2 separate regions of the Homo sapiens genome follow, and region 1 is linked to region 2. The links are chromatin loops, found by intact Hi-C in ENCODE. Cell type or tissue: natural killer cell. All regions are shown on one strand. Links, peaks and the distances in the headings refer to the core of each region. The heading gives the core; the rest is flanking DNA.

Evidence for each region. A loop is a pair of places that touch in the nucleus more often than their neighbours do. Peaks named below come from ENCODE experiments on the same cell type or tissue, not always from the same donor. Only the 100,000 strongest peaks of a DNase experiment are listed, where the experiment ranks them.
Region 1: a loop joins it to region 2, with 2.9 times the contacts of the local background. A loop is called at or near these places in 3 of 110 quality-filtered maps.

Annotation. Positions count from the first base shown.
Region 1 is chr12:68,170,829-68,180,624 of GRCh38, reverse strand. No RefSeq gene overlaps it. Among named protein-coding and RNA genes, the nearest start is that of IFNG, 16 kb to the right of the region's middle. RefSeq lists an enhancer at 4,658-4,717. In natural killer cell, for the core only: no CTCF peak of the experiment used is centred there; a DNase peak (open chromatin) is centred at 4,804; H3K4me3 peaks cover 334 bases; H3K27ac peaks cover 1,445 bases.
Region 2 is chr12:68,115,518-68,125,313 of GRCh38, reverse strand. No RefSeq gene overlaps it. Among named protein-coding and RNA genes, the nearest start is that of IFNG, 39 kb to the left of the region's middle. In natural killer cell, for the core only: no CTCF peak of the experiment used is centred there; DNase peaks (open chromatin) are centred at 5,183 and 5,303; H3K27ac peaks cover 4,652 bases.

The sequences.
Region 1 (9,796 bases), core at 1,169-9,168, 55 kb before region 2:
GTCTGTCCTAGAGGTAGAGATGGACAGGCTGTCAGCATACAGAAGTAGTAAAACTGTGAGAATGGGCCGGGTGCGGTGGCTCACGCCTGTAATCCCAGCACTTTGGGAGGCCAAGGTGGGCGGATCACGAGGTCAGGAGATCGAGACCATCCCGGCTAACACGGTGAAACCCCGTCTCCACTAAAAATACAAAAAATTAGCCGGGCGCGGTGGCGGGCGCCTGTAGTCCCAGCTACTCGGGAGGCTGAGGCAGGAAAATGGCATGAACCCGGGAGGCGGAGCTTGCAGTGAGCCGAGATCGCGCCACTGCACTCCAGCCTGGGCGACAGAGTGAGACTCCGTCTCAAAAACAAACAAACAAAAAAAAAAAAAACCAAAAAACAAAACTCTGAGAATGGAGAAACTTGGACAATTTTTTACTTTACTGAAAGATGCATGATAATGTGGATATTAAAGTAGTTACAAATGGAACTTTACAATATGTTAGGGCTGATGAGAAAAAAAAGACAATTAGTGTTCGACAAACAAATAAAACTGGAGTGTGAAATGAAGTTGGAAGGATAAGATGGACAAATATATAGACAATTATGTCTTATTTGATAACGGTTATAGAAGGGTATATTTACCTTCAGGAGTGCTTTTCAACTCTTTGAGTTTTGGCATGTTAGTTGGGTATCAATGAAAAAACTCTAATTTTGAGCTTCTTTTTCAGTATGACTAATAATAAGCTCAGTTTTTGTTTGTTTGACTCTGAGAATTGCTATACATTTTTATTTACTGGGTTATATTAAATTTTAGCAGGTGCATTTAAATGATAATAAAGCTTTCATCAAAGCAATATTTTCATTTTATTTTTATTTTAGGACAAAGTTACATTCCTATCTTTAAAAACAGAAATTTCAAAGCTCTAATGACATGCTTCATTTGTACATGAATGATGACATATGATCCTGATGGAGTGTGTCTAAATTTTAAATAACCACTTTTTGTGAGGTAATTTGTAAATTACAACTATGTGATGGGCCCTGTTATTTGTCCATCCAGTACCTTTCCTTCCTCTATAGAAGCTGGCTTATATGGTACACATGATTTGTGAGGGGGCGTGTTGCCATATTTTTTCTGACTCTTTGGGTGGGAATTCATTTGAACTGTTGGAGCCCCACAGTTGGATTTTCCTGGATGAGTACAGAAGCCTCCTAAATTGGCCTCTCAGTTTCTGCCCTTGTCCCATTAGAGCCAAATTTCCATTTGCTGACCACAGTGATCCCATTAAAATATATCTCAGATCATGTCACTCTCTTGTTCAAAACCCAGTAGAGAGTACCCCATTTCCTCTAGAATAAAACCCAAAATGCTTTCTGGGGGCATGATCTGGCCCCTGGTTATCTTTCCAACCCCACTGCCTGCTCCTCAGGTCCAGACACATGACCCCTGCTATGACTCAGCCCTCGCTGAAGGGGCGTCTGTCTTGACTTTTTCCATTTGGCTCTTCTCTGCCTGGGACATGGTTCCCAGTCGTGTCCATGACTCCCTCACCACCTTCAGTCAGGTCTCTGCTCAAATGTTCTTTCCTCAGAAAAGTCTTCCCCAACCCCCCTATCTAAAATAGCACTATTCCATTCTCCTGCTTTCCTTTTTCAAATCATAATCACAACCTGACATTGTATTACACAATTACATGTTTGTTTATGTTAATCTTCTCCACTACAATGTAAGGCCCATGGGGACAGGAGTTTTGTCCCTTTTTTGTTAGTTCTTGCTGTTTCTTCAGTGCCTAGAAGAATGTCTTGCACATCAACAAGTATTTTTTAATAGGCTTTATTTTTTTTGAGCACTTTTAGGTTCACAGCAAAATTAAAAGGAGGGTACAGAGATTTTCCGTATGCCCTCTGTCCCCTACACATATACAGCCTCTCCCCATAATCAACATCTCCCATGAGAGAGGTACGCTCGTTACCACTGATGAACCTACAATGGCATCATCATCATCCAAAGTCCATGGTTTGCACTCTCAGTGTTGAAACTTCTATGGGTTTGAACAAAGGCAGAATGTGTATCTCTCATTCTGAGTCCCACACAAAGTGTTTGCATGTCCTAAGAATGCTCTGTGTTCACCTTTTCATTCCTCTTGCCAACCTCTGGCAATCACTGATCTTTCTTTTTCAGACTGTCATATGGTTGAATCATGCAGTGTGTAGTCTCTTCAGACTGGTTTCTCTCACTTAGTGATATGTATTGAAGGTTCCTCCATGTCTTTTTATTGCTTGACAGCTCACTTCTTTTTAGGCTGAATAACATTCCACTGTATGGATACACCACAGTTATGAAACCATTCATCTGCTGAAGGATATCATGGTTACTTCCAAGTTTTTGTAACTATGAATAAAACTACTATAAACATCTGTGTGCAGATTTTTGTGTGGACATAAGACTTCAACTCCTTTGGGTAAATACAAAGGAATGTTGTGATTGGTGGCTGGTATAGTGAGAGTAAGGTTAGTTTTATAAGAAACTGCAAAACTGTCTTCCAAAGTGGCTGTACCTTCAGTCAGAGTTCCTGATGCTCCACGTCTCAGCCAGCATTTGGTGTTGTCAGTGTTCCAGATTTTTGCCATTTCATAATGGGTGTGTGGGTATCTTGTTGTTTTAATTTGCATTTCCCTGATGATATAAATATGTAGCTCAGCAAGTATTTGATGAATTAGTGCAGTGTTTCAATTAAATGCCTTAATGGCTAACTTACCTTCCAGCTGGTGAATGCTGCTCTGTGGGAGGCAGGATTGACATTGTCTCACAAAGAGAAGCAGAAGTGACAGCTAGAGAGACAAATCCTGTCAACACTTGAGTACCTGTCTCTGAGATCCTTTCTTTGATCAAAATAGTGTGACTGGAATTTTCGTCACTTGTCACCACAAAAGTCCTGGCAAATGCAACTTGTTGGTATACTGACACTAATGCCGAAAAATAAAGGATGTAATAAAAACTGAAAAAAAATATGAGGGAATAATTAATAACTTCTCATAGCAGATACTACCTGCCTTGCCAACATCCTCTCAGCAGCCTCCCTCTCTCTTCTTACCCTCTGCCTGTGACTGTAACAGTTCACTATTCTTGGCCTAAGGGCTTCTTTCTATTTTCACATGAGGAAGACTGGAAGAGCTAGGGGTTTAATGCCCTGGGAGCAGTGCTCAGACAGTGCTAAAGATAGTCGCAGGATAGATACCCCAACTTCTTCGTCCCTTGGGCAGGATAACTTTGGGGTATGGGCTACACCATCACCCAGAGGTCTATAGTGGGCTGAGTCTCAGTTGACTACAGTAGCTCCCTTTGGGAACCACCCTGAACTGACTTCCTTCCCTTCCCTGAATCTCTTTGCCTCTTTTCTACTGGTGCTTCCTAGAATCACCACCAAAAAAAAAAAAAAAAAAAAAAAATCCTTGTCTCAAGCTCTGTTTCTGAGGTAACCCAACCTCAGTTTCTATATGTAAAATATTTCAATTTAACCTGAACAAATACGTTAAACATGAAGAAATGTACAAATACAACTTCTAAATCAGGTTACAAGGGAAAAAAACCCATAAAATGGAAATAAAAATGATGAGCACACATTGTGCTTGCTATATGCCAAGTATTATTCCAAGAGCTGCACATATAACTCATTTGAATCCCACAAAAAACCTGTGAAGTAGAGTCCAGAGACTTTAAGGAGCTTGCCTAGATTCACACAGTTTACACAGCTGGTAAAAGATGGAGCCTGGACTCAAACTCAGTCTTGCTCCTTTGTCTGTGCTGTTTGTTAACCATGATACTATCATAGAGATGTTTTAAAAAGGTGATTTATTAGTAATGACATGATATCATGAAAGTATTATGCCCAGTTATGTTGTTTATATGAATAGTGCAGAAAACGAATAACATTTGTTGTCATTATAATCTCAAAGAAGACAGGATCCTCATATAAACAGGAGCAGTTATGAGATAAACACATTTTTAAAAAATCCCTTTAAATGGATGTCAGTTCATGAAAGTGATTTGTCATTAATGTCCAACAGTGAATGACTATGAACAGCAGCTTTTGAGATTGGCAGTAACACAGCTTTTAGGAAAACAGAGGGCAGGCATAGTTTAAAGCTAACATCAGCATGTGTAATGAGGTATCATCCTATTCCCTATGTGGCTTGGGCACTAACTTGCAGCTGAAGAATAGAGATCTGTTTGGGCTTGCAGCCCTGGCTAAATGGCCCTGCTGGTTCCACCCCCCAGGTCTGATGGTCAAGAATTATTGGATACTTCATGTAAAGCACTCAGCCAGGCACTTTGAGATAGATGAAGAAGACTAAGAGGCAGTGTATACTCTCTAGGACCTTAAAACCTAGTGAGGAAGAAAAGCACATGAGGATAACTTGGACTTTTTTTCTTCTATGAGAAAAACATCTGGTAAGGTTATTCAGACCACTCAGCTTCATATGGATTTATAGATGTTGGTGCAATTTTTACTCCTTGGCTTCAGCTATTGAAGCTGTGGCAGCAGGTGTGATTACCTCAGAAGAGCGAAGGTGCAAAACAAACTCTTGAGGTCTTGGGAGCTCTGCAGGTGGTTTCCTTGCAGTTCTTCAAATAAAAGGAAGTCTAAGAGCTTCCTGACTCTGTGATAGAGAATGCTACCATGCAAGGCCATCACTTGAAGCCTTTGCTCTTTGCAGAGGCAGAAGCGTCCCTGAGTGCATTGAGACGCTGGGCTGAAGAGAGGAATGACATCAGCACCAGGTGGGGGAGAAGAGCGATTTCCTTTTTTCTCAGGGTGACCCACAGGAAGGACATGGGAAGTTAGGTCAGAATTGGCTTGACACCTCTGTCCTGGGAAATCCTATCAGGTGACTAAGAAGAAAACAACCCACCAAGTTACTGCTCTTTGCCGAGAGATGGAAGGCACCTTGGGGGAAACCCCTGACCACAGGCCAATAGAACAGAATGTTGTTAGTCTTGCTGAAAAAGCCAACCAGAAAAATACTTCTTCAAATTCACCTGGGGTGACAAGAAATATTTCCCATTCTTGGGTTCTTTCACTTTCCTAATGGAAGCATAGATTGAACACTTTGTGAAATGTCATTTAGATTTTCCCTCTTGTGATTGGCTTTATTTTTCTTTTTAGGAAAAAAAAGACAGAGTGCAGGGCATACTTTTTTTGTGGTTGATAGGATTCCTAATGCAACCATAAATATGACCAGCATATAAGTCATGATCTATGATTCTAATTAGCAAATGATGTTTCTAATTTTCAAATAGGACAAGTTATATATCATTAAGTTTTGGGATGCCTAATCTTTTTTATTCCATCAATTTTTATTTTAAGTTCTGGGGTACACGCACAGGATGTACAGGTTTGTTACATAGGTAAATGTGTGCTATGCTGATTTGCTGCACAGATCAACCCATCACCTAGATATTAAGCCCAGCATCCATTTGCTATTCTTCCTGATGCTCTTCCTCACCCCACTTCCCCAACAGGCCTCAGTGCGTATTGTTCCCCCCATGTGTCCATGTGATCTCATCGTTCAGCTTCCACTTGTGAGTGAGAACATGTGGTGTTTGGTTTTCTGCTCCTGTGTTAGTTTGCTGAGGATAACAGCTTACAGTTCCATCCATGTTCTTGCAAAGGACATGATCTCATTCCTTTTTATGGCTGCATAGTATTCCATGGTGTATATTTATACCACATTTTCTTTATCCAGTCTATCATTGATGGGCATGTGGGTTGATTCCATGTCTTTGTTATTTTGAATAGTGCTACAATGAACATATGTGTGCATGTGTTTTTATAATAGAACGATTTATATTCCTTTGGGTATACACCCAATAATGGGATTGCTGGTTCAAATGGTATTTCTGTTTCTAAATCTTTGAGGAATTGCTACACTGTCTTCCACAATGGTTGAACTAATTTACATTCCCACTAACCATCTAAAAGCATTCCTTTTTCTCTGCAACCTCACCAGCATCATTTTTTCTTGACTTTTTAATAATCACCATTCTGACCGGTATGAGATGGTATCTGATTATTATTTTGATTTACGTTTCTCTAATGACCAGTAATGTTGAGCTTTTTTCATGTTTGTTGGCTGCATGCATGTCTTCTTTTGAGAAGTGTCTGTTCATATCCTTTGCCTACTTTTTAATGGGGTTGAGTTTTTTTTTAATGTAAATTTGTTTAACTTCTTTGTAGACTCTGGATATCAGACCTTTATCAGATGGCTAGATTGCAAAAATTTTCTCTCATTCTATAGGATGTCTGTTCACTCTGATGATAGTTTCTTTTGCTGTGCAGAAGCTCTTTATTTTAATTAGATCCCATTTGTCAATTTTTGCTTATGTTGCAATTGCTTTTGGTGTTTTTGTCATAAAATCTTTGTCCATGCCTATCTTCTGAATGGCATTGCCTGGATTTTCTTCTAGGGTTTTTATAGTTTTGGGTTTCACATTTAAGTCTTTTATCCATCTTGAGTTAATTTTTGTATAAGGTTTAAGGAAGGGTCCAGTTTCAATTTTCTGCATATGGCTAGCCTATTCTCCCAGCACCATTTGTTAAATAGGGAATATGTTCCCCCTTGCTTGTTCTTGTCAGATGAGATGGTTGGGGATGCCAAATCTTAATTAAAGAAACTGACACATGTTTAGAGTTGCCTGAAGTTAAAAAAAAAAAAATTCTGTGCTGCAATCTAAAAGAAGCTACCCTCTTTGAAGAAGAAAAGAGATAAGAACTTTAGCTTTCTTACTTAGCTTTATGATACCCATTGCCTTTCTAAGTTAAAAGATTAGGAAAAAACCTTTAAATGCCAGTTACCACAAATTCTTTTGGAATTAGGGAAATGATAGCTAAAATTATAGCTAAAATAATCATGCAAGCAAATAAATTAAAACAAAAAAGAAAAAAAAAACATCAGAATGCAAAAAACAAAACAAAACAAAACAAAAAACCCAAATTAAAGTTTGATAAATAGCAAATAAACAGTGGCTTTATAGGTTTTTCAAATTTAAAAAGTCTTAAGAAGGCAATCCCAACAAGGAAGTATTATAAACATGAAAGGAATAGGTTTTTGGGCAATGTAAGTCTGAGTAGGCAGTGACGGTGTTTGCTCTAAAGCCATTAAAGTAAATTTAAGAATTTACTTTTTTTTTTTTTTTTGAGACAGAGTCTCACATTATTGCCTGGGCTGGAGTGCAGTGCCGTGATCTCGGCTCACTGCAACCTCTGCCTCCTGGGTTCAAGTGAATCTCTTGCCTCATTCTCCTGAGTAGTTGGGATTACGGGTGCCTGCCACCATGTCCAGCTAATTTTTTGTACTTTTAGTAGAGACGGGGTTTCACTATGTTGGCCAGGCTGGTCTCGGACTCCTGACCTCGTGATTCGCCTGCCTTGGCCTCCCAAAGTGCTGGGATTACAGGCGTGAGCCACTGCGCCCAGCCAAGAATTTACTTTATATGTAATACATGTATATATTTTAGAGACAGAGTTGCTTAGGCTGTTGCCCAGGCTGGAGCACAATGACGTGATCACAGCTCAGTGCAGCCTTGAATTTTTGGGCTCAAGCGATCCTCCCACCTTGGTCTCTTGAGTAGTTGGGACTACAGGCACAACACACCATGACCAGCTAATTAAAAAAAATATTTTTTTGATACAAGGTCTCAATATGTTGCCTAGGTTGGTTTTGAATTCCAGGCTTCAAAAGATCTTCCTGCCTCGGCCTTCTGAGGCACTGGGATTACAGGCATGAGCCACTGTGCCCAGCCAAAAATTTATTTTAAAATATGAAATATACATTTTTCTTTTTCTTTTAAAGACAAGGTCTCTGTCATCCAAGCTGGAGTGCAGTGGTCTGACCATAGTACACTGCAGCCTTTAACTCCTGGCCTCAAGTGATCCTCCTGCCTCAGCCTCCCAAACAGCTGGGATTACAGGCCATATTTCTTATTTACATAAAAGCTGTAGTCAAGATGCGAGGTTTCAGTAGCTATATTAAAATGTAAAATGGCTTAAACCTAATAGAAGTTTACTTTTTGCTCATGTAAAGTCAAAAATAGATGTAACAGAACAGGAGCTATCTCTTCTCTAAGCAGGACCAGGATCCTTTCATCCTGTGGCTCCACCATCTTCACCATCTTCAATACTTGGACTGTGAGGTCACTGTGCATGTTCGTATCAAGTTGGTCAACAGAGAAGAAACATGGAAGATGGCCCATGGAGGATGGCACACATCACTTCCACTCACATTCCATGGGCTAGAACTCACAAATAAATTTGATGAACAGCAAGCCAGCCTCTGTTCCAAAAGTCTTCCTAGACAGAATGTACATAAGCTGATTTAGTATCTGCACAGTCTCTGCAGTGATGCCTCTCTTTGTTGCTGCTTATTAAAGTGTTAACAGGATCAAGGATTGACCCAGAAATGGAATATTAAAAAGAAAGTTATGCTATAAATTCCACTGAGGGTTTTGTCATTTCAAGAGTGCTTCTGAATGTCCCTGTTGAGGTCATTTTTTTCTCTGTTTTGCCAAAAAAAATCTGCCCTCATTTTAATGACAATCTAGTTTTTTTGTTTTGTTTTGTTCTTTTTTTTTTCTTTTTTGAATCTCATTACCTTCAATATGTTTGGTCAGGTTGGATTGGTAAATCTGGCACATGGGGTTGCCTGTACCTCATCATGAAATCCAAAGGATACCTAGAGGGTCCTTCTACCAGTTTTTTTTTACTCAGCACTGTAGGATTAATGCCAGCAGGCAGTCAACTCATCCGTGTTCATTAGACTCACTTTCTAGGGTTTGATTCTGGAGCAGAGTGGTACAAAGATAAGAACAAAAGCATTGGAATTTACCAATTTGTTCCTGCATGGTGCTCTGCAGAAGGGCTGAGTAGTTTCTGCGGCAGAGACCTTCTGGGATTGCCTGGTAGATTGTCTGTATTGAACATGGTTCCTCAGCTATGTCTTCCATCCATGAGCTCCTCCATATGCCTTCATTAAATGTTACCTTTCAGCTAAAATTAGTCAGATTTGTTTTTTCATATATGTGCACAAATAATTTTAATGATATAATATTAGGCACGTTAAGCTTTCAGGAGCAAATTAGAGAGCAGTAGCTAGGCTGGTTGCAGCTGAGTGGTTAAGAGCATCAACAGTGAACTTAGCCACACCCAGCTTTATCACTTACTAGGCCAGTGACTTTGGATAAGTTGCTTATTTTCTGAGACTCATTTTTCTCCTCTATAAAACAAAAATAAATTTGTCTTCTTTGGATGGTTGTCATAATTAAATGAGATGGTGCATATAAAGCACTGTGGCAGCTGTTAATTACTATGAGGCACCATTATTTTTGCTGATAGAAATCTTTAGCTGCACACACACTTATTCCTAAGCTCCGTTTTACTGGAGCCAAATCCAGATTTATTAAAATTTTTTTTGACTTTTGCAGTCTTTACACTAAGGTTAGGGTCTTCAGTTTAGATATTGCTTGACTAATAATGGCCTTTCCTAATTTGGGAAATTATAACATATAGGTTCTGCAAAACCTAAGACTAAAAATAACAAGGCCTATGGAGACAACTATAGTTGGGACATTCCATTCAATACTTCTCAAACTTTATACTCAGAGCATTAACAAAAGCAACAAAAGTCCTAACCAAAACCAGGCATTTAAAAATCTCTTGGGAATTTCCGCCAGTCATCATAGTGAATCCATTCTTTGCAGCCTGGTAATTTGGACTGCTGCTTCCTCTTTTGAGATGTAGGGCCTGAGGACATGT
Region 2 (9,796 bases), core at 1,307-9,306:
GGCAAATATTCAAGTTGCAGAAGTTCAAGAAGGAGAATAGAAAGACAAAAAAGCAGAAAACTTATTTAAAGAATACTAGCAGAAAATGTCCAAATCAAGGGAAAGAGATAAATATCCAACTACAGGAAAGTCAAAGTTTTCTGATCAGATTCAATCTAAACTAGACTACCCCAAGACAGGTAATCAAACTGTCAAAAATCAAAAGACAAAGAAGGCCAGGTGCAGTGGCTCATGCCTGTAATCCCAGCACTTTGGGATGCCAAGGCAGGCAAATCACTTGAGCCTAGGAGTTTGAGACCAACCTGGGCAACATGGCAAGACCCTGTCTCTACAAAAAATGAAAATATAAAAATACGAAAATTAGCCAGGTGTGGTGATATGCACCTGTAGTCCCAGCTACTCAGGGGGTTGAGATGGCAGGGTCACTTGAGCCTGGGAGGTTGAGGCTGTGGTGAGCCAAGATCGTGCCCCTGCACTCCAGCCTGGATGACAGAGCTAAACCCTGTCTCAAAAAACAAAACAAATAAACAAAAAAGAAACAAAAGGAAAAATAAACACAAAACCCGAGAAACTAACAAACAACCCCCTCCCCCGCAAAAAAAAAAAAAAACCCACAAAAAATCAAAGACAAAGAGAGGATCCTGAAAGCAGCTAGAGAAATGAAGAAAATAACATATAAGGAAGTTTCAATAAGGCTAGAAGCAGATTTCTCAGCAGAACCTTACAGGCCAGGAGAAAGTTGGATGATGTATTCAATGTGCTGCAGGGGGGAAAAAAAAACCTGTCAATTAAGAATATATTGCCTGGTAAAGCTGTCCTTTAGAAATGAAGGAGAAAGAAAGACTTTCCCAGACTTAACGTCAGCTGAGGAATTTGATCACCACCAGGCCTGTCTTATAAGAAATGCTACAGGGAGTTCTTCAAGCTGAAATAGAAGAATATTAATTATTAACATGAAAATTTATCAAAGTATAAAACTCACTGGTAAAATAAAGATGCAGTGAAATTCAGAATACTCAATAATCTAATGGTGGTTGAGATTAGATCACTTATATTCATACTATGAATATAAGTGATAGATCACTTATATTCATACTATGAAGATGAGATGAAACTACTAAAAATAATAATAGCTACAATACTTTGTTAAGGGATACGCAATAAAAAAAGATGTAAATTGTGACATAAAAAACAAAACATGTGGGGCATGGTGGAGCAATAGTGTTAAGTTTTTTAATGTGGTCAAAGTTAAGTTGTTAGCTTAAAATAACCTTTTATAACTATAAGATATTTTATGTTAGCCTCAGGGTAACCACAAAGCAAAAATGTATAGTAGATAAACAAAAGATAAAACTTTAAGGAATGAAAGCATACTAGAAAGAATTATCTAATCAGAAAGGAAGACAGCCAGTGAGAAAGAAAGAAACAAAGAATCTACAAAGCAATCAGAAAACAATTAACAAAATGACAGGAGTAAGTCCTTACCTATCAATAATTACCTTGAATATAAATGGATTAAATTCTCTAACCAAAGACACACACAGAATGGCTGAATGGGTGAAAAAATAATAATATGCTGCCTTCAAGAGACTCACTTCACCTTAAAGGACAAACATATGTTGAAAATGAAAGGATGAACAAAAATATTCCAGGCAAATGGAAACCAAAAAAGAGCAGGGAGAGCTATGGTTATGTCAAAAAAAAAATAGACTTTAAGTCAAAAACTGTGAAATGTGACAAAGAACTTCATTATCTAATGATAAAGGGATTAATTCATCAAGAAGATATAATAATTGTAAATATATTTGTGCCTAATGTCAGAGCTCCTAGATATATAAAGCCAATATTAATAGACCTGAAGAAAGAGATTGACTGCAAGACAATAATAGTAGGGGATTTCAACAATGAACAGATTATCTTGACAGAATATCTATAAGGAAACATTGGATATACCAAATGGAACTAACAGACATATACATGACATTTTATCCAACAGCAGCAGAATACACATTTGCTTCAACATTCCCCAGGATAGATCATATGTTAGACCACAGAACAAGTCTTAACGAATTTAAGAAGATTGAAATCTTATCAAGTATCTTTTCCAACAACAATGGTATGAAACTAAAAATCAATAATAGGAGGAATTTTGGAAAATTTACAAATATGTGGAAATTAAACAACATGTTTCTAAATAACCAATGGATCAACAAATAAATTAAAAGAGACATTTTTTAAAAATCTGGAGACAAATAAAAATGGAAGCACAACATACCAAAACTTATGGGATGCAGCAAAAACAGTTCCAAGAGGGAAGTTTAAAGCAATAAACATCTACATTAAAAAAGAAGAAAGATCCCAAATAAACAGCCTAATGTTACACTGCAAGGAACTAGAAATAGATGAATAAACTAAACCTAAAGAAAAATGTGGTTTTTATTCCTCGTCATATGAAGCTAATCTCTCTTAACTTTCATTTTCTTAGCTTCTAAGTGGGAATAATGAAATGTTTCTTGTAGGATTATTTTGAAATTTATTGATAATAGATAGGATGTATGTGACCCAATGGCAGCCCTTGCTCACTCTGCACTAACCGTGCATGACTATTTTTCATTTTTTCAACGGGCAGAACTTATTTTTAGCTTGTGGTCAACTAAGATCTTCTGAGTTTTTTTTTTTTTTTAAACCTAGGCAAACTGAGGTCTTTCTATCCTAAATATATGTAATTGATTTTTTTTTAGAAACTTAATGCAGGTCTTTAACATTTATCCCTTTAAAACAGCTGACTTAGGGCCTTACCACAAACAGCTCTCCTGGTATGGAATGTTCTTCCTCCTGACCTTCCCATGGCTGTCTCTCTCTCTTTTTTTAATCATTCAGGTCTCAGTTTACATGGCATCCTTTCAGCAAGACCTTGCCTGATGATTCAATCCAATGCTGCATCCAAGTCACTCTCTGTTATACTCTGCTTCTGTTCTCATTTCTTTAGTTGCTTATCATCCATTACCCACCCCACCTCAGCCTGGCCAGCCTGCACTTATAAGAACACCTAGCACAAAATGAAAAGTCAATGAATATTTGTTGGAAGAATAAATAATAGTCATTCTTCTTTTGTTATTGAGAAAAAGTTCTTAATATTGGTTCATTCCTACAAGATGCCTTAACATCAAGGAAAAGAAGTTATTTTCACTTCCTATCAGCATTAGCCTCACATTCTTTAAAAATAGTTTTTTATTAAAGTTTTTTTTTATAGTAGCATATAGAAAGTTGAACTTTTTCAGAAGAATCATTGGATGATGTGCTTTGAGGCAGGCAGCCTAACAGATAATCTTTCTACACCCCCAGGGACAAGAACCAGGGGTTCTTCCTGCTCTTAGATAAACTATAGTGTGAGGTGAGCTATTGGGAAGAAGAAGTGAATAGAAAATAAGCAAAGGAGGCCAAATTTTTGTCACTGATTCAGTATAGCAGCTAAGGGATAGGGAGAATTGAAGAAGTCCTGAAGTTCTGGCTTAGGCCACTGGATGGATAGTGGTGTTATTTGGCAATATAAAAGCACTGTATAAAAGCAGGCAGAAGAGGAGAAGCAAGATCAGGAGAAGTGAGAAGATCCAAGCACAGTTGGGGAGAATAGGTTTGGTGCTCAGGGATGGGTCCAGACTAGACTGAAAGATCTGGGGCTTCTTCTGCAGGTGGCAGTTGAAGTTATGGGAGCAGTTAAGATCACTAAGTAGTGTCGGAGAGTGAGCAAAGAGGGGTAAGGACTGGATCTTCAGTCACAGTAACATGGAGAGTCAGGAAGATAAGAGGGGACTGGAAAGGGCTAGCCAGGGGTTTAGGGGAACCAAGAGAGTGGCATCAGAGAAGCCAAAGGAAGAGTGTATAGTCAACGATGTCAGATGCTGAAAGATGGCAAGTTCTTAGACCAGAAATGAGTCCACTGATTTGCCAATCTGTGGTCCTTGGTGACCTTTGGCAGTCACAGTTTCAGAGTTGGTGGTGGTGATGGGTGGGGGCAGAACTTAGAAAGCAGTGGGCTGAGTAAAGAAATGAAAGAAGAGAGATCTCATCTGTCTATGTTCTTTAAGATGTGGTAGTCTGTTGCACTACAGTGGAACTGCTAGGAAAGTGCTGCTTTTAGCAATCATATTATATATGCTGGTGGCTCAGTTTCAGCTTGTGGTCATCTAAGATCTTCTGACTTTTTTTTAAACCTTGGCAAGCCAGGGTCTTTCTATCTGAAATGTACATAATCGATTATTTTTAAAACCTTTAATGCAGGCCTTTAACATTTATCTCTTTCAAATAGTACCTTATTAGTGTAAGCCAAATTTTCCAAACATATTCTAAAGCTAATTTCATCATTGTTTGCTTTATAGTCCTGCCTAGGACCTTACTTTTTAAGATGCCTGGTTCTCTTCCTTAGAAACTAGGGATGGCGGTGTTCCTGTTACTATAATTTGTGCATGGAAAACTAGATTGAGCTCAATTTCATTCCTGGGAAACAACAACTTTCTTAGCTAAAATATAAACCCTAACTGGAAAGCAACTGACCAGAGGTTAAGAATTGCATTTTGAAATAGTAATTGACCACAAATCAAAAGACATGTACTATTTAATGTGCTTGATTGATTTCAAGCTTCCAAATCCTCAAAGCTAAAAACTGTCATCATAATGTACTTAGTTAATGGGTGACTGTATTTTTAGAAAAGCTTTTGACAAAAGGCTAGAAAAAGACTTAAATGCATAAACCAGGGTATTTTCTTGCCTGAGTATTCCATTAATTGAGATTTTATACTTAACACCTTTTTTTTAAGTTTTACAAAGGACCATGAAATTGTGATCCCTGTGAGGTAGATGGGCTATTTTTATTTCACTTCTAAGAAGATCAAGGTATAAGGTACCTATTTCCTCGGATGTTATGAACCCAAAGAATATAATGATGACATTTTGATTTTCCACCCAGGCCTTTTGCCATGACTTTCCCAGCACTCACGTCAGATATCTTCATTCACAATTTAAAAAGAAGAGTTATGTCTCAAGGAGAAAAATCTAGGTAGGAACAGATAGAAACAGTTTTACATAGAGCTCAGCTAATTGTGTGAAGTTGGTGGTCATGAAACTGTGGGACTCTGAATGTTGGTTACACCAAGGCGCAATGTGGGCAGAAGATGCTTCCTCCAGGCAGCTTGGGCAAACTGTTTAGTGCAACACCCTTGCTGTGTAGGCTTATTTTTAGCAGAAACAGGGACCTTGAACTCATCAGCTCATTTTGAGTTCAATATGAAATCTGAACCTAGACCCGAGAAGATGCCTACCTGTGTCCCCACCCGCCCCCTTGGTGTGCTGCCAGAAAATGTTTACTCAGAGCAGCAGCTGAAGTCTGTTTGGGAACCTGCAGCCTGTGTACATCCGACTAGTGACCAAGATGCTTGGGTGTGTGCTGACTCATTTAAGAACAACTGATTTAGAGAGCTGCTGGGGTGTGGGTGTTAGTGTGCTGTGGTTCATTTTCCAGCATGCTACCAGAAAAGCACTGGATGGAAGTGGCAAATGACAAAGTCAAAACACAGTTACTGTACTGTTCAGAATATAGACAGCAATTTCCTTTCTAAATCTGTCTTTTAGGATGCCCTAGTCATTAGCATCTGGATTTGGCAATATTTTAGAAATATTTAAATATAGCTATGTTTAATGAGCACTTACCACATGCTAGGCATTTTTCTAAATGTTTTACAGGCGTTAAATCATTTAGTTCTCATAGCCACACTCTGAGTTATCTGTTCTCATCTGTCATCATGGCCATCTTGCAGTTGGGGACAGCTGAGGCTTGGGGATATGTAATTAGCTTAAAGATACCAGAGTATCTGTGGCAGAGCATGATATAAATCTAGGTCTGACTCAATGTCAGACTCAATATGACTCAAGTCTATATTGTTAACCTGTTAAATGTTACTGAGGTTTTGGTGCTATTTAAATAGAAATAAATGGGTTGTGCTTAATGTTCAGTAAATACAATTTCTATACCACTTTCTGATTTTTTTTGTATATGGATATATATGAAATAGAAGTCAAGCGTTTGTCCATTTAATCTGAAAATGTGCACTCAATTGTGATTAGGTGTAGGAAGATGGTGCGACGATCTTTTTACACGTGATGGATTCTTAAGTCTTTTTAATTCTTTCAGGTGGCTGATCTCTGTTCAGGGATATGTCAAACAACCCTTCTTTCTCCAGCAGGCAAGAGGCAGGTCTGGGTGGGACACTCTGGGCTGGGCTGGGCCTAGCTTCTGGAAACACCCAGGGATCCCTTAAGTCATAGCCTAAGTCAGGGTCCTGGGGCCATTGAGAACTCTTCATGGTTAAGAAGGGGGGATACCTGAGGGTAAGTTAATTACTCCAATGGCATAAATCAGTGTTTCAGACATACATTTAATCATCTGTAACAACTTTTGTTGACCCTATCTTAAGGTCATTTGAATCTTTTTCCAGAAGCCTATTGCTCTTGGCAATCTGAGGGATGGGGCAGTTAGAGACAGAGGGCTTTGACCCATATGTCTCAGGCCTCATCAGCATGACTACAGAATAGAGACATTTATTTATTTATTTTGTAATTGCCTAAATTACGAAATTGTGTACTCCCCTCCTTTTCTTGCCCAAATGCTAAAAACTGGAACCCCCTACCTCAACTGCTCTCTCAGTATTCTGAGAGCTCTCAGTGTCAGGTTTCACTGTTCCTCCCTCCTCCACTCCCCAGGTCTCTGTCTTCCTCTGCGCTGTCATGACCTTCGGGGCTGGGCTGCTGTGATCATCCCTGCCACCTTCCAGAGACCACTCTCATACCCTCTGCTTGATCTCAGAAAATAGACCTCTGCCCTCCTGTTTTCCAGCTTGTCTGAACTGTATGTAGCACAGGCCCTTCCATAATTCCCCGTAATACAACTGAGGCCAACCACGTAAGTATAGGCATACTTTGTTTTATTGCGCTTCGCTTTCCTGTGTTTTGCAGATATTGTGGTTTTTACTAATTGAAGGTTTGTGGTAACCCCTTATATCCACCTGGTCTATTGGCTCTGTTTTTCCAACAGCATATGCTCACTTTGTATCTCTGTGCCACATTTTGATAATTCTCATAATGTTTCAAACCTTTTCATTATTATTATATGTGTTGTGGTGATCTGTGATCAGTGATCTTTGATGTCACTATTGTAATTGTTTTGGGGCGCCGAGATCTGTGCCCCTGTAAGACAGAGATCTTAATCGATAAATGTTGTGTGTGTTCTAACTGCTCCACCAACCAGGTGTTCCCTGTTTTTCTCCCTCTTCTTGAGCCTCCCTATTCTCTGGGACACAACAATATTGAAAGCAGGACAATTAATCACCCTACAATGTCCCGTAAGTGTTCAAGTGAAAGGAAGAGTCACATGTTTTCTCACTTTAAATCAAAAGCTAGAAATGATTAAGCTTAGTGAGAAAGGCATGTCCAAAGCCGAGATGGTCTGAAAGCCAGTCCTCTTGCACCAAACAGTTAGCCAAGTGGTGAATGCAAAGGAAAAGTTCTTGAAGGAAATTAAAAGTGTGACATCAATGAACACATTAGTGACAAGAAAGTAAAACTATCTTATTGCTGCTATGAAGAAAGTTTCAGTAGCCTGGATAGAAGACCAAACCAGCCACAACATTCTCTTAAGCTAAAGCCTAAACCAGAGCAAAATCCTAAATCTCTTCAATTCTGTGAAGGCTAAGAGAGGTGAAGAAGCTACAGAAGAAATGTTTGAAGGAAGCAGAAGTCGGTTCATGAAATTTAAGGAAAGAAGCTGTCTCTATAACACAAATGTGCAAGGTGAAGCTGCATGTACTGATGGAGAGGTTGCAGCAAGTTATGCAAAAGATGTAGCTAAGTTCAATGTTGAAGGTGGCTACACTAAACAATGGATTTTAAATGCAGATGAAATAGCCTTATATTGGAAGAATATGCCATCTAGGAGTTTCATAGCCAGAGAGGAGAAGTCAAGTCCTGGTTTCAAAGCTTTAAAGGACAGATTGACTCTCTTGTTAGGGGGGCTAATGTGGCTGTGACTTTAAGTGGAAACCCATGCTTATATATCCTTCCCAAAATCTTAAAGTCCTTAAGAATTTAACATCAGTTAAATCTACTCTGCCTGTGCTCTGTTAATGGAACAACAAAGCCTGGATAACAGCACATCTGTTTACAGCATGGTTTACTGAATATTTTAAGCCAACTGTGGAGACCTACAGCTCAGAAAAAAATATTTCTTTCAAAATGTCACTTCTCATTGACAATGCACCTAGTCACCCAAGAGCTCATGCCTTCTGTGTTAGGCTTTATTCTGCAGCCCATGGATCAAGGAGTAATTTCAACTTTCAGGTTGTATTATTTAAGAAATAAATTTTAAAAGCCTATAGCTGCCATAGATAGTGATTCCATGAATAGATCTGGGAAAAGTGAACTGAGAATCACCCGGAAAAAATTCACAATTCTGGCTGCTATTAAGAACTTTCATGATTCATGAGAGGAGTTTAAAATATAAACATTAATAGGAGTTTGGAAGAAGTTAATTCCAACCCTCGTGGATGACTTTAAGGGATTCAAGACTTTAGTGGAGAAAGTAACTGCACATGTGGTGGAAATAGCAAAAGAAGCAGAAGTGGAGCCTGAAGCTGCAAGTGAATTGCTGCAACCTCCTGATAAAATTTGAGTATGTGAGGAGTTGCTTCTTAGAGATGAACAGAGAAGGTGATTTCTTGAGATGAAATCTACTCTTGGTGAAGATGCTGTGAACACTGTTGAAATGATGGCAAAGGATTTAGAATATTACATAAACTTAGTTGATAGAGCAGTGGCAGGATTTGAGAGGATTGGCTCCAATTTTGAAAGAAGTTCTACCGTGGGTAATATGCTATCAAGCAGTGTTGCATGCCACAGAGAAATCTTTTATGAAAGGAAGAGTCAATCAATACAGCAAAGCACATTGTTGTCTTATTTCAACAAATTGCCATAGCCACCCCAACCTTCCACAACCACCATCCTGATCAGCTAGTAGCCATCAACATCTAGGCAAGACCCTCCAGCAGCAAAAACTATTACAACTTGCCAAAGGCTCAGATAATCATTTTCGATATTTAGCAATAAAATATCTTTTATGTTTTCGAGACATGGTCTCACTCTGTCACCTGGACTAGAGTACAGTGGAATGATCAGAGTTCACTGTAATTTCGAACTCCTGGGCTCAAGAGATCCCCTTGCCTCATTCTCCTGACTATCTAGGACTAGAGGCGCATGCCATCATGCCCAGCTAATGTTTAAATTTTTTTGGTAGAGACTGGGTCTTGCTATGTTGCCCAGTCTGGTCTTGAACTCCTGGCTTCAAGTGATTCTCCCACGACTGCCTCTCAAAGTGCTAGGATTATAGGCATGAGCCACCAACGCTAGCCTGTAAAGTATTTTTAAATTAAGATATGTACATTGTTTTTTAGACATAATATTATTGCATACTTAATAGACTATAGTATAGTGTAAACATAACTTCTATATGCACTGGGAAACCAAAAAATTTGTGTGACTCACTTTATTGTGATATTTGCTTTATTGTGGTGATTTGGAACTGAACCCACAGTATCTCTGAGGTATGCCCACTGTAGAATTGAAATCAACCCTGTTCTAACTGTGGCTTTTCTTAGAGCTGTGAAAATCAATTGGCTCCCAGTGGTCCTCAACCTAGGCAAAGTCTGGTCCTCCCCAATCACCCTACTTATAAGAAGGAACCAAGCCTTAT